Linked DNA regions of Homo sapiens: region 1 is linked to region 2. The links are chromatin loops, found by intact Hi-C in ENCODE. Cell type or tissue: PC-9. All regions are shown on one strand.

Region 1 (8,000 bases), 300 kb after region 2:
CATTGACGAGACTCTGGATGTTAAGGAAATGATTTTCAATGCCGAGAGAGTTGGAGGCCTCGAGGAAGAGCGGGTACGTGTTTAGCTCCAGAACCTAAGGTTTCCTGCCAATCTTAGGTATTTCTCCTCTGGACCTTCTCAGTTCAAGTAGAAAACGGGAGAGATGCCTGAGCTAATAAGGGTCCCTCATCCCCAGCTTTCCGTACTTTTGGATAAGAAAGCTAAAATTAAAATCTCCATGGAGATTGGGAAGAGTGGGCGTTCTCCACCTGTGGGTGGTTCCCTGCAAAGCAGGATCTTGGTGCTACTTTGGGTTTTAGGGGCTCGACCTTCCAGGAGCGTGGCCCTCAGTGAGTTACTTGCCTCACGGCTGCCAGATGGTCACTGGGACTTTTTTCCACGTCTGCTTTATTACGTAGGAATCCGTGGGCCCACTGCGGGAGGACTTCAGTCTGAGTAGCAGTGCTCTCATTGGCCTGCTGGTCATCGCAGTGGCCATTGCCACGGTCATCGTCATCAGCCTGGTGATGCTGAGGAAGAGGCAGTATGGCACCATCAGCCACGGGATCGTGGAGGTGAGGAGCTGGGCTGCTGAGGGCCTGCTCTGCACTGTGGGCTGGGTTGGGGGTGGGAACCTGTGGAATTAATAGGCATCTTCACTCCTCGAGTACTGGACATGCTGCTGTTATCAGTTCAGTTACTCACTGGATTCCTAGGTCGTGTTTTTGGAAATCAGCCCCTGCCACAAGGGGCTGTTGCCAACTTTCAACATTAGTTTGGGCCTTGGCTATGAATGTCAGAAAGTCATGTGAACATTTTATGCTACAGAGGGTGAAAACTCTTTTCTCAGATTATTTCCTTAGTGTTCCTTTTTCCAGGTATTTTTTTTTTTAATGGGGGAAAGGAGCAACAGGAAATTTAGAAAGTGCTGAAGCAGACTGTTTCTGTTCTGTCTTCTGCTGGTTACTGAACTTGTCTTGCCACTCACTCCTTAGTGAACAGTGGGAATGTCCAGAGTCCCTTGATCCCCAAATATAAATACAGTAAGGACCTTAATGAGCCCTGGGAAATTAGTGCAGATGCTGGTCTTAGTTATTTGTGTTTTTTTGTTTGTTTTGGTTTTTTGGTTTTTTGGAGACAGTCTCGCTGTGTCGCCCAGGCTGGAGTGCAGTGGCGCGATCTCAGCGCACTGCAACCTCTGTCTCCCGGGTTCAGGTGATTCTTGTGCCTCAGCCTCCCACCTAGCTGAGACTACAGGTGTGTGCCACCACGCCCAGCTAGTCTTTGTATTTTTATTAGAGATAGGATTTCCCCATATTGACCAGGGTGATCTCAAATCCTGACCTCAAGTGATCCACCCGCCTCAGCCTCCCAAAGTGCTGGGATTACAAGCATGAGCTACTGCACCTGGCCAGTTACTTGGTTTTATCTCCTGCTGGAGACTGGCCTAGCTGTAGAATTTCAGAACTGAAAAAGACCAGAGATCCCCTGGTCCCACCGTCTGCTTGCTAGCCTACTGCTGACTGGCTTGCCTTGGCTGGCCCAGGTAGTAAGCAGTGGCGCCGAGCCTTGCTTGTCACCACGGTGCTAGGAAATCCAGTTGACTGTCATCTTCCGTGAGGGCTAAGCTTTCAGGGCTCTCGTTTCGAAAGCATTGCCTCTTTGATCCCCTTATTTTCTTTCTCCTGTGTTTCACCACCGGTTCTCATTTGGCCTGTCCGGTGGGAACGGGCTGCTGGCTGCATTTGGTCCTCAGGGGATTGTGCAGCAAATGGCTCAGGTCTCCCAGCACCCTGTGCAGGTCTCTTCCCAGACACCACAATGACCCTCAGGTTTTGTTCTTCCAGGTTGATCCAATGCTCACCCCAGAAGAGCGTCACCTGAACAAGATGCAGAACCATGGCTATGAGAACCCCACCTACAAATACCTGGAGCAGATGCAGATTTAGGTGGCAGGGAGCGCGGCAGCCCTGGCGGAGGGATGCAGGTGGGCCGGAAGATCCCACGATTCCGATCGACTGCCAAGCAGCAGCCGCTGCCAGGGGCTGCGTCTGACATCCTGACCTCCTGGACTGTAGGACTATATAAAGTACTACTGTAGAACTGCAATTTCCATTCTTTTAAATGGGTGAAAAATGGTAATATAACAATATATGATATATAAACCTTAAATGAAAAAAATGATCTATTGCAGATATTTGATGTAGTTTTCTTTTTTAAATTAATCAGAAACCCCACTTCCATTGTATTGTCTGACACATGCTCTCAATATATAATAAATGGGAAATGTCGATTTTCAATAATAGACTTATATGCAGGCTGTCGTTCCGGTTATGTTGTGTAAGTCAACTCTTCAGCCTCATTCACTGTCCTGGCTTTTATTTAAAGAAAAAAAAGGCAGTATTCCCTTTTTAAATGAGCTTTCAGGAAGTTGCTGAGAAATGGGGTGGAATAGGGAACTGTAATGGCCACTGAAGCACGTGAGAGACCCTCGCAAAATGATGTGAAAGGACCAGTTTCTTGAAGTCCAGTGTTTCCACGGCTGGATACCTGTGTGTCTCCATAAAAGTCCTGTCACCAAGGACGTTAAAGGCATTTTATTCCAGCGTCTTCTAGAGAGCTTAGTGTATACAGATGAGGGTGTCCGCTGCTGCTTTCCTTCGGAATCCAGTGCTTCCACAGAGATTAGCCTGTAGCTTATATTTGACATTCTTCACTGTCTGTTGTTTACCTACCGTAGCTTTTTACCGTTCACTTCCCCTTCCAACTATGTCCAGATGTGCAGGCTCCTCCTCTCTGGACTTTCTCCAAAGGCACTGACCCTCGGCCTCTACTTTGTCCCCTCACCTCCACCCCCTCCTGTCACCGGCCTTGTGACATTCACTCAGAGAAGACCACACCAAGGAGGCGGCCGCTGGCCCAGGAGAGAACACGGGGAGGTTTGTTTGTGTGAAAGGAAAGTAGTCCAGGCTGTCCCTGAAACTGAGTCTGTGGACACTGTGGAAAGCTTTGAACAATTGTGTTTTCGTCACAGGAGTCTTTGTAATGCTTGTACAGTTGATGTCGATGCTCACTGCTTCTGCTTTTTCTTTCTTTTTATTTTAAATCTGAAGGTTCTGGTAACCTGTGGTGTATTTTTATTTTCCTGTGACTGTTTTTGTTTTGTTTTTTTCCTTTTTCCTCCCCTTTGACCCTATTCATGTCTCTACCCACTATGCACAGATTAAACTTCACCTACAAACTCCTTAATATGATCTGTGGAGAATGTACACAGTTTAAACACATCAATAAATACTTTAACTTCCACCGAGACTGCTCGTTTCACTGACTGCGGCATTGATCTGCGTGATGGTCCTACCCCCTTCCTCCAGGAGGGTGATAACTTCGTTCCACGAAGGACCCCAGCTGCACCTCACAGGCGGAAATACGTCTGCTCAAGCTGTGACTCAAGGCTTCCAGCGCCGTTTCGCATTTAGAAAGCAAAGTAAGAGGGAACATCTGCACAGAGCATTTGTCTGGCAAAATTTAGGCTACTGATATTTATTAATATGAGACTTCTTAATGCTACTGGGAACAATGAGTAGGGCTTGTGGCTGAATTTTCAGAGGAATGCTTGCAGCTTCCATTTGCTTAAATAACCTGACACTGGGAGGCCCTGTCACCTCACTGATGGGGGTGTTTGGTTTGTTGCCTTGGCAACTGCTTAGAGGGCTTTCTGCCTGGGCCCAGTTTTATCTACTGAGCTAAGATCTTTTTAATGCCCAGCTACAGGGAAGAGGGTCAATTCAGGGGTAAATCTCAGTCCCTACCCTAGTTTAATGCCAGTTTAAATATACAGAGTAGTTATCAAGGTAATGTCATATATAGCTGTGTGTAGATGTACATGTGTGTACATACGTGACGAATCTTCCCTAGGATACTGGACTAGGGAGTGTTTTATGAGCCAGGAAAGCATTTTGTGAGCCAGGTGAACAGGTTGGTTCTTTATAATGATTACCACTTCCCCATCAGCCTCTCCCTTCTGCCTGCATTGGTCACTGAAGTTGCTGCCAGGAAAGCCCTGAAGAAGAGGGAACTTTTTTGTTTTTTGAAACCAGTTTCTGCTGGAGTGCTCTGAAGAGTGTTATCACCTGACCCTCTGTAGTATCAGCTGGAAACTGATCTCAGGGTCATTCTGATTTCAAAGCTAACAGACCAGCTTCATTGATTTTAGTGCCTGCCATGTACTAGCTGCCTCCAAGTCAGAGGCGCATTTTTGTCTTTTTTTCTTTTTTTTTGAGACAGAGTCTGTTGCCCAGGCTGGAGTGCAGGGGCGCGATCTCAGCTCACTGCAACCTCTGCCTCATAGGTTCAAGCAATTCTGTCTCAGCCTCCCGAGTAGCTGGGACTACAGGCGTGCACCACCATGCCTGGCTAATTTTTTTTTGTATTTTTGGTAGAGACAGGGTTTCACCACGTTGGCCAGGCTGGTCTCGAACTCCTGACCTCATGATCCACTCGCCTCGGCCTCTCAATGTGCTGGGATTACAGGCGTGAGCCACCATGCCCAGCTCCATTTAGTCTTAACCTTTTGAGGCATTCCCCTCTTCCAGAAATGACGCTGAGGTCTTCCACGGAGCAGTAAGGGGTGGAGCAGAGATGCAAACCCAGCTCGGTGGGAGTTCTTCCTTTATTCAGTGTACTTCAGTCCTGGGGGAGGCAGGGGCGGGGGCATGGCAGCCAATACCCATCCAGCTGCTCAGCTCTCGAGTCTCTTACCTGTTACTCACATTCCTGTTGCTGATGGGTTAGAGAGGAGTTTGGGGCTGGTGAAAGTGCAGTGGTTTCTATTTACACGTTCATTACCCAAATGGGGTCATTGCAGAGACAGTCGGGGTTAGCTGAGAACTGGGGAGGCCTGAGAGATGACGTGGAAATGAATGAGAGGCAGGGCTGCCAGGCGGCCTCACCCTAGGCAGGCTCCACTCTGCTCCCTGGTGGCTCACCCACCTCCCGGGAACTGAGAGAAGCTCCTGGTTTCTGCCTTGGTGACTCAGCCTTGACCTCTGGGGAATGTGGCCCTGCCCACCTTGCGGCCAGCCTCAGGTGCTGGTGCTGACAGGTGCGAAGGTCCTCCTACCTGCCTGTCTGCTTTCAGTTGCAAATCAGAGCTCAGCAGCTGAGGTTTGAGCCAGGACATCAGATGCCCTGATCTCTGGTTTCTGTTGCTGTGACAACTGACAAAGCTCTTTAGGAGGTACAGATGAGGATGTAATGAGTCCCTAAGTTTTGGAGAGGCCCAAGGGTCCACTATCATAGGAGCAGGTGAAAAAGTATTTAAAAAAGGAACATGCTGTCTTGCGGTACTTTGAAGTCATGGACATAGACAGAATGGATACAGGGAACTGGAAGGGACCTTATGACTCCTGATTATTTCACAGCTGAAACATGGCCACAGGGTCACACGCTGTTAGGGGCAGAGCCAAATGCTGTGGTTATGTACAATGGACTCTTTTCTGGGGCAAAGGGTAAAGCGGTCCTTATAAGACAAGGAAATGGGTGTCAGCTGGTATCTTTCCTGTTACCGCCTATGAAATAAGGGGAAGTCGTGTCTGTTCTGCCCTCTGTGGTTGCATACTTTTGACAGGCAGTAGCAACCATGGACTTGGTTAGTGCATTTCCACTGTGGAGCAGCCCAGATACCCAGAGAATGTGACAGGAGACATGAGTTCCCCCGCCCCCGGCCCCCAGAATCCTTGAAATGGATGGGACATGACTTTTTTTTTTTTTTTTTTGAGACAGAGTCTCACTCTGTCGCCCAGGCTGGAGTGCAGTGGCGCAATCTTGGCTCACTGCAACCTCCACCTCCCGGGTTCAAGCAATTTCTCCTGCTTCAGCCTCCTGAGTAGCTGGGACTACAAGCGCGTGCCACGACACCTGACTAATTTTTTGTATTTTTAGTAGAGATGGAGTTTCACCGTATTAGCCAGGATGGTCTCAATCTCCTGACTTTGTGATCTGCCCGCCTCGGCATCCCAAAGTGCTGGGATTACAGGTGTGAGCCACCGCGCCTGGCTGGGGGCATGACATTCTTGAGGAATCTGTCAGAGATCTGTGGCCAAGATACAAGATAACCCAGATCTGATTGATTTTTTTTTTTTTTTTTTGAGACGGAACCTTGCTCTGTTGCCCAGGCTGGAGTACAGTGACGGCTCACTGCAACCTCAGCCTCCCGGGTTCAAGTGATTCTCGTGCCTCAGCCTCCAGAGTAGCTGGGATTACAGGCGTGCACCACCACACCTGGCTAATTTTTGTGTTTTTTAGTAGAGACAAGGTTTCACCATGTTGGCCAGGCTGGTCTGGAACTGCTGACCTCAAGTGATCCACCCACCTCAGCTTTGCAAGTGCTGGGATTAAGGCATAAACCACTGTGCCCAGCTTGGTTGAACTTAAAATTTTGAAGTCCCTGCCTCTTTCCGATTAGAGCAGTGCCCTCCATCAATAAAACATTTATAGTGTGTACTATATATACAGTTATTTTAAACTATGTATAGTTATTTTAAAATTATCTGCATGTATTATAAATAGAAACTTGGAAGGCATAAAAAAGATGAAATACTTTTTCCAAATTTTATTTAATAACAGTACAAAGCCTTTTGGGTCCAGTCAAATATTGCTAGTTTTAGTGCAGGCAAAGTGATTGCTTTCATTCTCTCCTTCCTCTCTCCTAATGGAAGTCCATATCGTTGATTCAGATTTTCTTAGTGTTTACCTACTGTCTTCTATTTTTTTTTTCTTTTTTTTCTGAGACGGAGTTTAGCTCTTGTTGCCGAGGCTGGAGTGCAATGGTGCAATCTCGGCTCACCACAACCTCCGCCTCCCGGGTTCAAACGATTCTCCTGCTTCAGCCTCCCGAGTAGCTGGGATTACAGACATGCGCCACCAGGCCTGGCTAATTTTGTATTTTTAGTAGAGACGGGGTTTCTCCATGTTGGTCAGGCTGGTCTACAAAGTCCTGACCTCAGGTGATCCACCTGCCTCAGCCTCCCAAAGTGCTGGGATTACAGGTGTGAGCCACTGCGCCCAGCCCTGTCTTCTGTCTTCTCCCAATAAATGACATTGTATTTAGGCTTCTCTGGACAGTGAAGCTTTCTCAGACTTTCCTTGTTTTGATGATCTTGACAGTTTTGAGGAGTTATTGGTCAGGCATTTCGTAGGATGTCCCACTATGGGGTTTTGTCTGATGTTTTTCTCATGGTAATGCATGGGTTATGTGTTATTAGGAGGAAGACCACAGAGGTAAGGTGTCCTCCTATTCCATCAAGGGTACACACTGTCAACATGACTTACTGCTGTCGATGTTGACCTTGACCCCTGGCTGAGGTGGTGCTTGTCAGGTTGTCTAAAGTTAATCTTCCCCTCCTCGCACTGTCACACTGCACCACGTGCAGCCCGAACTTAAGGGATGGGAGTTACGCTCTCCTGTATCTTATTTTTGTAATCGTGTTTTAGTACTTTGAAATAAAGCAATTAGAAAATCTGGTTCGAAGGTCAGTTTGTTGCAATACTATATTTAATGGCTATCAAAACTGAAAGAGTTCTTGATTGTGGTGATAATTTCACAGGTGTAGATATGTGTCAAAACTTACCAGATTGGACACTTTCAATATGTGCAGTCAATTATACCTCAATCAAGCTGCTTTTAGTTTAGTTTTGTTTTCTGCTGTGTGTGTGTGTGTGTGTGTGACGGAGTCTCGCTCTGTCGCCCAGGCTGGCTCACTGCAGCCTCCGCCTCCTGGGTTCAAGAGATTCTCCTGCCTCAGCCTCCCTCGTGGCTGAGACTACAGGTGCCCACCACCACACCTGGCTAATTTTTGTACTTTTGGTAGAGATGGGGTTTCCGCATGTTGGCCAGGCTGGTCTCAAACTTCTGATCTCAAGTGATCCACTTGCCTCAACCTCCCAAAGTGCTGGGACTACAGGCGTGAGCCATTGCTCCTGGCAAGAAAAAAAAATATTTG
Region 2 (8,000 bases):
GTTGGAAGGTACAATTTCGAATTCACTAGATGGGCTCAATAGCAGATTTTGAGATAGTGGAAGAACTAGTGAACATGAAAATAGACCAATAGAAATGATCCAATTCGAAAAACAGAAAGAAAAATGAAGACAAATGAACAGACCTTCAGACACACATGGGATGATGCTCAATGTCCCCACATACGTGTAATGGAAGCCGCAGAAAGGGAGAGAGAAAAAAATAAAGAAGTAATAGCTGAAAGCTTCCCAGGTTTGATGAAAGATATTGAATTGCAGATTTTTTTTAAAACTCAACCAACACTGAATTTAAAAAACACAAAGAGAACCACACAGGAAGGACAAAGCCAGAAGCATCACACTTCCTGTGTTCAAATTATATTATAAAGCTATAGCAATCAAAACAATATAGTACTGGCATAAAAACACACATAGAGCAATGGAACAGAATTGAAAGCACAGAAATAAACCCACTCATATAAGGTTAACTAATCTTCTACAAGGTGTCAAGAACAAGAATGAGGAAAGAATAGTATCTTCAATAAATGGTGCTGGAAAAACTGGATATCCACATGCAAAAAAAAATAAGGAAATTGGATCTTTATCTTCCACCATATACAAAAATCAACTAAAGGTGGATGAAAGATTTAAATGTAAGACCTAAAATGGTAAAACTCCTAGAAGAAAATATGCAGGGAAAGATACATGACATTGGTGCTAGCGTTGATTTCTTTTTTGATATGACAACAAAAGCACAGGCAACAAAAGCAAAAGTAAAGGAGTAGGATTGCATCAAAGTAAAAAGCTTTTGCATAGCAAAGAAAACCATGAAGAGAGTAAAGATACCCATAGAATGGGAGAAAATATTTGCAAACCATATATGCAATAAGGAGCTAAATCCAAAATATACAAGAAACTCTTACTACTCAATAGTAAAAAACAAATAACCCTATTAAAAAGTAGGCAACAGGCTGAGTGCAGTGGTGCAATCTCGGCTCACTGTAACCTCCGCCTCTCAGGTTCAAGCGATTCTTCTGCCTCAGCCTCCCGAGTGGCTGGAACTACAGGCATGCGCCACCACGGCTGGCTAATTTTTTGTATTTTTGGTAGAGATGGAGTTTTGCCATGTTGGCCAGGCTGGTCTTGAATTCCTCACCTCAGGTGATCCGCCTGCCTCAGTCAGCCTCCCAAAGTGCTGGGATTACAGGCATGAGCCACTGTGCCCAGCCTATTTTAGACTTTTTGATTGCCCTATGATCTCAGTTCTCAAATGAGTTTAGGAAAAGTTATGATTTTGTAGTTTATCTGCTATCGTTGCTGTTAGGGTGTAATACTCATCCCAGCTTTCCGCATCCTGGATTCTTTGTGTTTTAATAATTGTTTACTATAATCTATTTCATATGTTCTAATGTATACAATGCCAATTGATGTTTGCTTTTATGTATTTGCAGTTTTGATTTCTTCTTTGACCCAAAGTTATTTAGTGACTTAAAAAATGTTTAAGGTGATTGAGATTTTTGTAAAAGAAAATATTTCTGTTGTTATAGCATTGTAGTCAAAGAATGTAGGCAATAAATTTTCTGCTTTGAGAAAAAAAAAAAAAAGTGGGCAAAGGACCTGCATAGACATTTCTCTAAAGAAGACATACAATGGCCAAGTGGTTTATGAAAAGATGCTCAACATCACTAATCGTCAGGGAAATGTAAATCAAAGTCACAATAAGATATTACCTTATACCTGTTGGGATGGCTGTTGCCAAAAAATCAAAACAAAAAACAAAACAAGATTGGTGTGGATGTGGATAAAGGGAACCTTTACATACTGTTGGTGGGAATGTGAATTGGTACATCTATTATGGAAAACAGTGTGGAGGTTTCTCAAAAAATTAAAAATAGAGCTACCCTATGATCCAGCAATTTCACTTCTGTGTATATATCGAAAGCAAATAAACTCCCTATCTTGAAAAGATATCTGCCCTCCCATGGTCACTGCAGCTTTGTTTGCAATAGCCAAGATATGGAAACAATCTAAGTGTTCACTGATTGATGAATGGACAAAAAAAATGTGGTGTATATATATATAGAATGGGATATTATTCAGCCTTAAAAAAGAAGGAAATCCTGCTATTTGCAACAACATGGATGAACCTTGAAGACCTTATACTAAGGGAAATAAGCCAGACACAGAAAAAATGCTGTGTGATCTCACTTATATGTGGAATCTAAAATAATCAAACTGGATATAAACAGAATAGAATACCTGTTACCAGGGTTCTGGAGCAGTGGGGGAAATGGGGAGATATTGGTCAAAGGGTACAAACTTGCAGTTATGAGTAAATTTTGGAGACCTAATGTACAGGAGGGTGACTATCATTAATAATAATATACTGGCCAGGCACAGTGGCTTATGTCTGTAATCGCAGCACCTTGGGAGTTTGAGGCGAGAGAATAGCCTGAACCCAAACATTCAAGACCAGCCTGGGCAACATAGCGAGACGTTGTCTCTACAAAAAATTTTTTAAATTGGCCAGGCGTGGTGGCCTGCACCTGTAGTCCTAACTACTTATGAGGCTGAGGCGGAGGATCACTTGAGCCCAAGAAGTTCAGGGCTGCAGTGAACTATGATTATGCCACTGCACTCCACCCTCGGTGATAGGGCGAGACCCTGTCTCTAAAAATAATAGTAATAATAATAAACCTTATATTTGACATTTGCTAAGAGAGTAGATCTTAAGGATTCTCATTACAAAGGAAAGGAAAGGGTACCAGGTAAGGTGATAACTCTGTTAATTAGCTTGATCATACCAATCATTTCACAATGTATACATATATCAAATCATCATGTTATATACCCTGAGTATATACAATTTTTATTTGTCAATTATACCGCAATAAAGCTGAAAAAATATTAAAGGACATCCTTCAGGTCGAAAGAAAATGAGGTTTTAGAGTTATTAAAATGGACAGAAAGAAATGAAGAACGCTGGAAATGGTAAATATGTGATTAAATATCAAAGAATATATATATATTCATGCTTTGAAAAATGTAAAATTGCTTCAAGAAATAATTGCCACACCATTAGTTTATAACCTAGACTTTATATATTCTTAAATCTTAAAAACTTTATAACAAGCCCAAACATAAATATGATATGTACATATATGTGTACACACACACGCACACGTCTCTGCCTGTTTATTAGAGTGGCTTATTTAGTCCATTCATATATATTAATGGCTTATTTTGTGTGTGTGTATGTGTGTGTGTGTGTGTGTGTGTGTGTATGCATGAAGGAAGGGGTAGGAAATAGAGCTATTATAGATGTGTGTGTGTGTGTGTGTGTGTGTGTGTGTATGCATGAAGGAAGGGGTAGGAAATAGAGCTATTATATATTGGAACAAAGTCACTATATTTTATCAGAATTAAGTTACTATTAAAATAGACCATGGTAACTTCAAGATGCATACTATAATCCCTAGACTAGAGCATGCAGTAGGAAAAAAATATATATAGCTTAAAATATGAAAAAAGTAATTAAAATGGTATACTAAAATTACTTGTTAGACATAAATGACAGCAGGAAATGAGGCACGGAGGAACAAAAAAATGCATGAGTGACAGAAAACAAATAGCAAAATGACAACTATAAATATAACCACACCAATAATTACATTAATATGAATGGACTAAATAAACCGTCCCAATAAAAAGGCAGAGATTGTCAACTATGCAAATTCTCAAGGAATTTCCCTTTTATGCATAGTTTTGGGAATGCTAGACTTATATTAATGGAAATAAGCCAAGAAAGAAAAATAAATGGCATCCAAGAAACAGGGGATCCAAAACAAGGAAAAGCCTCTTCTGGAAGCTGCAGCAAAAGGTAGGGTGGGTGGAAAACAAGAAAAAGGCAAAGGGAATTTGTAAGATGGTGCAGAATGCCCCAGGAGGACAGACAGCCAGTTCAATTTTAAAGAGAATATTCTCAAAACAGGTCTCTAGGAATAAAACAGAAATAAGTTATCTGAGGTTAAAATGTCTAGAATTTAATTTGGTCAACATTTGACAGATCTTTTAGCCCTTTGGAGGAAAAACATAGTGATCAGTATTTGGGAAGATAAACAAGTAAAAAAACAATGCAATTATTAACCCCAGAATAAAACAAAAGTGTTAGGCCAGGTGCGGTGGCTCACGCCTGTAATCCCAGCATGTTGGGAGGTCAAGGCAGGTGGATCACCTGAGGTCAAGAATTCAAGACCAGCCTGGTCAACATGGTGAAACCCTGTCTCTACTAAAAATACAAAAATTAGCCAGGCGTGGTGGCACCATCCTTCATTCCAGCTACTCAGGAGGCTGAGGCAGGAGAATCGCTTGAACACATAGGTGGAAGTTGCAGTGAGCAGAGATCATGCCACTGCACTCCAGCCTGGGCGACAGAGCAAGACTCTTTCTCAAAAAAAAAAAAAAGTGTTAGAGAAAACATAACCCATAATACACTACTTGGATCTGCATTCATTCATTCCACAAGTATTTACTGAGTGCTCACTCTGTGTCTGGCCCTGCGGTAAGCTGTGGACTAACCACAATAAGCAAATAGATCAAATCTCTGCTTTCCAGAGGCCCACATTTTAGTGGATGATGACAGATGCTTAAAAAAAAATCAGTCTGCAATATCAGATGGTGATTCATACTTTACAGAAAAGTTACAAGTCTACATAGATTGAAAAGTGGGGCAGGCCTCTATTGTACATGCAGGAGTCACGGAATAAAGTGGCATTTGAACAGAGACCTGAGTAAAGTGAAGGAGACAACTGTTGGCTGCCTGTGGGAACACTGTTCTAGAAGCCACAGACAGTGCAATGTCCTGAAGCAGGAATGGAGTGTTCTCAGCCATTTAAGGGAATGGAAGGGATCCAGTGTGGCAGGGGATGAGTGCTGGGAGAAATCAAAGAGATGGCTCAGGATCGTATATGGCCTTATTGGCCCTGGTAAGGACTTTGGATTTACAGAGCCATGATAATGAAACTAATGATTTCAACAAACGAGTATAATGCAACTGCTATGAAAATAGCAGGGTGGGGAAGAGGGAGAGGCTGTGAGAGAGCTCCAGGAAGTTGGTAGGTGATGCCTGACAATGATGGATTAACAAATGACCACATGCACAAAGCATTAGGTTGGTGCAAAAGTAATTGTGGTTTTTGCCATTACGTTTGCACCCACCCATTAACTACAATGGTGGAGGTAAATACCGGAGGAAACAGCTGAAAGGGTTGAAAGTGGCTTTGCTGGGGGTGAGGAGGGACAGAACATGAGGCTGTTGCTTTTCACTATAAGTCTTTCATACGAGTTGATTTTCTGAAAACTGTAAGCATTTTTTTAAAAGCTTATGAAGTTATTTTTTTTTATTTTTTTTTATTGATCATTCTTGGGTGTTTCTCGCAGAGGGGGATTTGGCAGGGTCACAGGACAATAGTGGAGGGAAGGTCAGCAGATAAACAAGTGAACAAAGGTCTCTGGTTTTCCTAGGCAGAGTGTGTGTGTCCCTGGGTACTTGAGATTAGGGAGTGGTGATGACTCTTAACGAGCATGCTGCCTTCAAGCATCTGTTTAACAAAGCACATCTTGCACCGCCCTTAATCCATTTAACCCTGAGTGGACACAGCACATGTTTCAGAGAGCACAGGGTTGGGGGTAAGGTCATAGATCAACAGGATCCCAAGGCACAATTTTTCTTAGTACAGAACAAAATGAAAAGTCTCCCATGTCTACTTCTTTCTACACAGACACAGCAACCATCCGATTTCTCAATCTTTTCCCCACCTTTCCCCCTTTTCTATTCCACAAAACCGCCATTGTCATCATGGCCCGTTCTCAATGAGCTGTTGGGTACACCTCCCAGATGGGGTGGTGGTGGCCGGGCAGAGGGGCTCCTCACTTCCCAGTAGGGGCGGCCGGGCAGAGACGCTCCTCACTTCCTAGATGGGATGGCGGCCGGGCAGAGACGCTCCTCACTTTCCAGACTGGGCAGCCAGGCAGAGGGGCTCCTCACATCCCAGACGATGGGCGGCCAGGCAGAGACACTCCTCACTTCCCAGACGGGGTGGCGGCCGGGCAGAGGCTGCAATCTCGGCACTTTGGGAGGCCAAGGCAGGCAGCTGGGAGGTGGAGGTTGTAGCCGAGATCACGCCACTGCACTCCGGCCTGGGCACCATTGAGCACTGAGTGAACGAGACTCCGTCTGCAATCCCGGCACCTCGGGAGGCCGAGGCTGGCGGATCACTCGCGGTTAGGAGCTGGAGACCAGCCCGGCCAACACAGCGAAACCCCGTCTCCACCAAAAAAATACGAAAACCCGTCAGGCGTGGCGGCGCGGGCCTGCAATCCCAGGCACTCGGCAGGCTGAGGCAGGAGAATCAGGCAGGGAGGTTGCAGTGAGCCGAGATGGCAGCAGCACAGTCCAGCTTCGGCTCGGCATGAAAGGGAGACCGTGGAAAGAGAGGGAGAGGGAGAGGGAGAGGGCTTATGAAGTTCTTGATGATGGGTGGGACCCTCATCTGTCAATGTGTAAGATGTGAAACAGCCCTGACAATGTAGCTGGTGCTAGAGGGACGGGCCTGTGTCCAGGGTTGGAATATGCTGTGCAGACCAGGAATGCTTTACATTCCGGGGTGGTCTTTTCTAGATCACTGTCTCAGTCTGCTTGTGCTGCTACAACAAAATACCACAGACTGGGTAACTTATAAAGAACAAATTTATTTCTCACAGTTCTGAAGGTTTGGAGGTCCAATATCAAGGCACTGGTATGTGGTGTCTGTTGAAGGCTGTAGCCTCACATGGCAGAAAGGGCAAAAAAGGGAAGCAACTCCCTCCATTCAGCCCTTTATAAGGGTGCTTAATCCCATCCACAAGGGAGGAACCTTCATGGCTTAATCAGCTCTTAAAGGCCCCACATCTAATACTATCACACCGGCAACACCTGAATTTTGGAGGGGACCCATTCACACCATAGCATTCCAATCCTGGCCCCCCAGAATTCACGTACTTCTCACAAACAAAATACATTCATTCCACCACAATTGCCCTCAAAAGCCTTAAATCATTCCAACATGAACTTTAAAATCTAAGTCCAGAATCTTATCTAAGTCAGGTGTGAGAGAGACTCATTCACTTTGAGATAAATTTCATCCTGAGGCAAATTTCTCTCCAGCTGTGAGCCTGTGAATTCAAATGAGTTGCGTACTTTGATTCAAATACAATGGCGTGACAGGCACAGGACAGATGTTTCTAGTCCAAAAGGGAGAAACAGGAAGGAAGAAAGGAGTAACAACAGGTCTCAAGTGAGTCCAAAACTCAACATTAGATCTTAGGCTTGAGAATAATATTATCTGACTCCATATCTCACCTTCTGAACACACTGGGGTGGGTGTTGGGCCCCCAAGGCTCCAGGTGATACCACCTCCAAGGCTTCCCTAAGTATTGGCCTACTGGGGGCTCTCTGCAGTGGCTCCACCCCGGTGACAAATCTCTGCTCGGGCCCTGAGGTCAAAGAAATCCTTTCCATCGAGGTGGAGGCGGCCGTGCTCCCACAGCTCATACAGTATGCATACCTACAGAGTCAGCACCACATGGATGCCACCAAGATTTATAACTTGCGCCCTCTGGAGCAGTGGCCCAACCTGCACCTGGTCCTGCTTGAGCCACAGCTAGGGTGACGGAGGAATGCTCTGCTGGAAATGTGGGGAGCAGAGACCTGAGGTGGCCCTAGGCAGTGATCTCTGAGACCCCGCAGGCGCCTGGGCCCTTCCCCTGAAACTGTTCTGCCGCAAGGCTCTAACCCTCTGGGCCTCTAATGAGCAAGGCAGCCCCAAATGCCTTTGGGGTCATTCTCCGAAATGGCTTTGGAGTCATTTTCCGAAATGACTTTGGGGTCATTTTCCCGTTCTCTTGATAACTAGCACCTGGCTTCCTTCTACACATACTAACCTGCTTATCAGTCCTGTGGCCAT

The links. Peaks named below come from ENCODE experiments on the same cell type or tissue, not always from the same donor. Only the 100,000 strongest peaks of a DNase experiment are listed, where the experiment ranks them.
Region 1: a loop joins it to region 2, with 8 times the contacts of the local background. A loop is called at or near these places in 2 of 110 quality-filtered maps.

Annotation. Positions count from the first base shown.
Region 1 is chr11:130,141,500-130,149,499 of GRCh38, forward strand. It overlaps APLP2 (amyloid beta precursor like protein 2), which reads left to right. Exons shown (of 17, transcript NM_001142276.2): 15 at 1-73; 16 at 420-575; 17 at 1,848-3,306. The coding sequence ends at 1,949. Among named protein-coding and RNA genes, the nearest start is that of ST14, 14 kb to the right of the region's middle. RefSeq lists a silencer at 3,995-4,289 and enhancers at 4,360-5,559, 5,347-5,396. In PC-9, a CTCF peak has its summit at 4,998 (motif pointing left); DNase peaks (open chromatin) are centred at 4,089, 4,992, 5,522, 6,122 and 1 weaker place; H3K4me3 peaks cover 440 bases; H3K27ac peaks cover 4,750 bases.
Region 2 is chr11:129,842,019-129,850,018 of GRCh38, forward strand. All of the region lies in intron 1 of TMEM45B (transmembrane protein 45B), which reads left to right. Among named protein-coding and RNA genes, the nearest start is that of TMEM45B, 30 kb to the left of the region's middle. In PC-9, no CTCF peak of the experiment used is centred here; DNase peaks (open chromatin) are centred at 4,593 and 5,133; H3K4me3 peaks cover 708 bases; H3K27ac peaks cover 1,968 bases.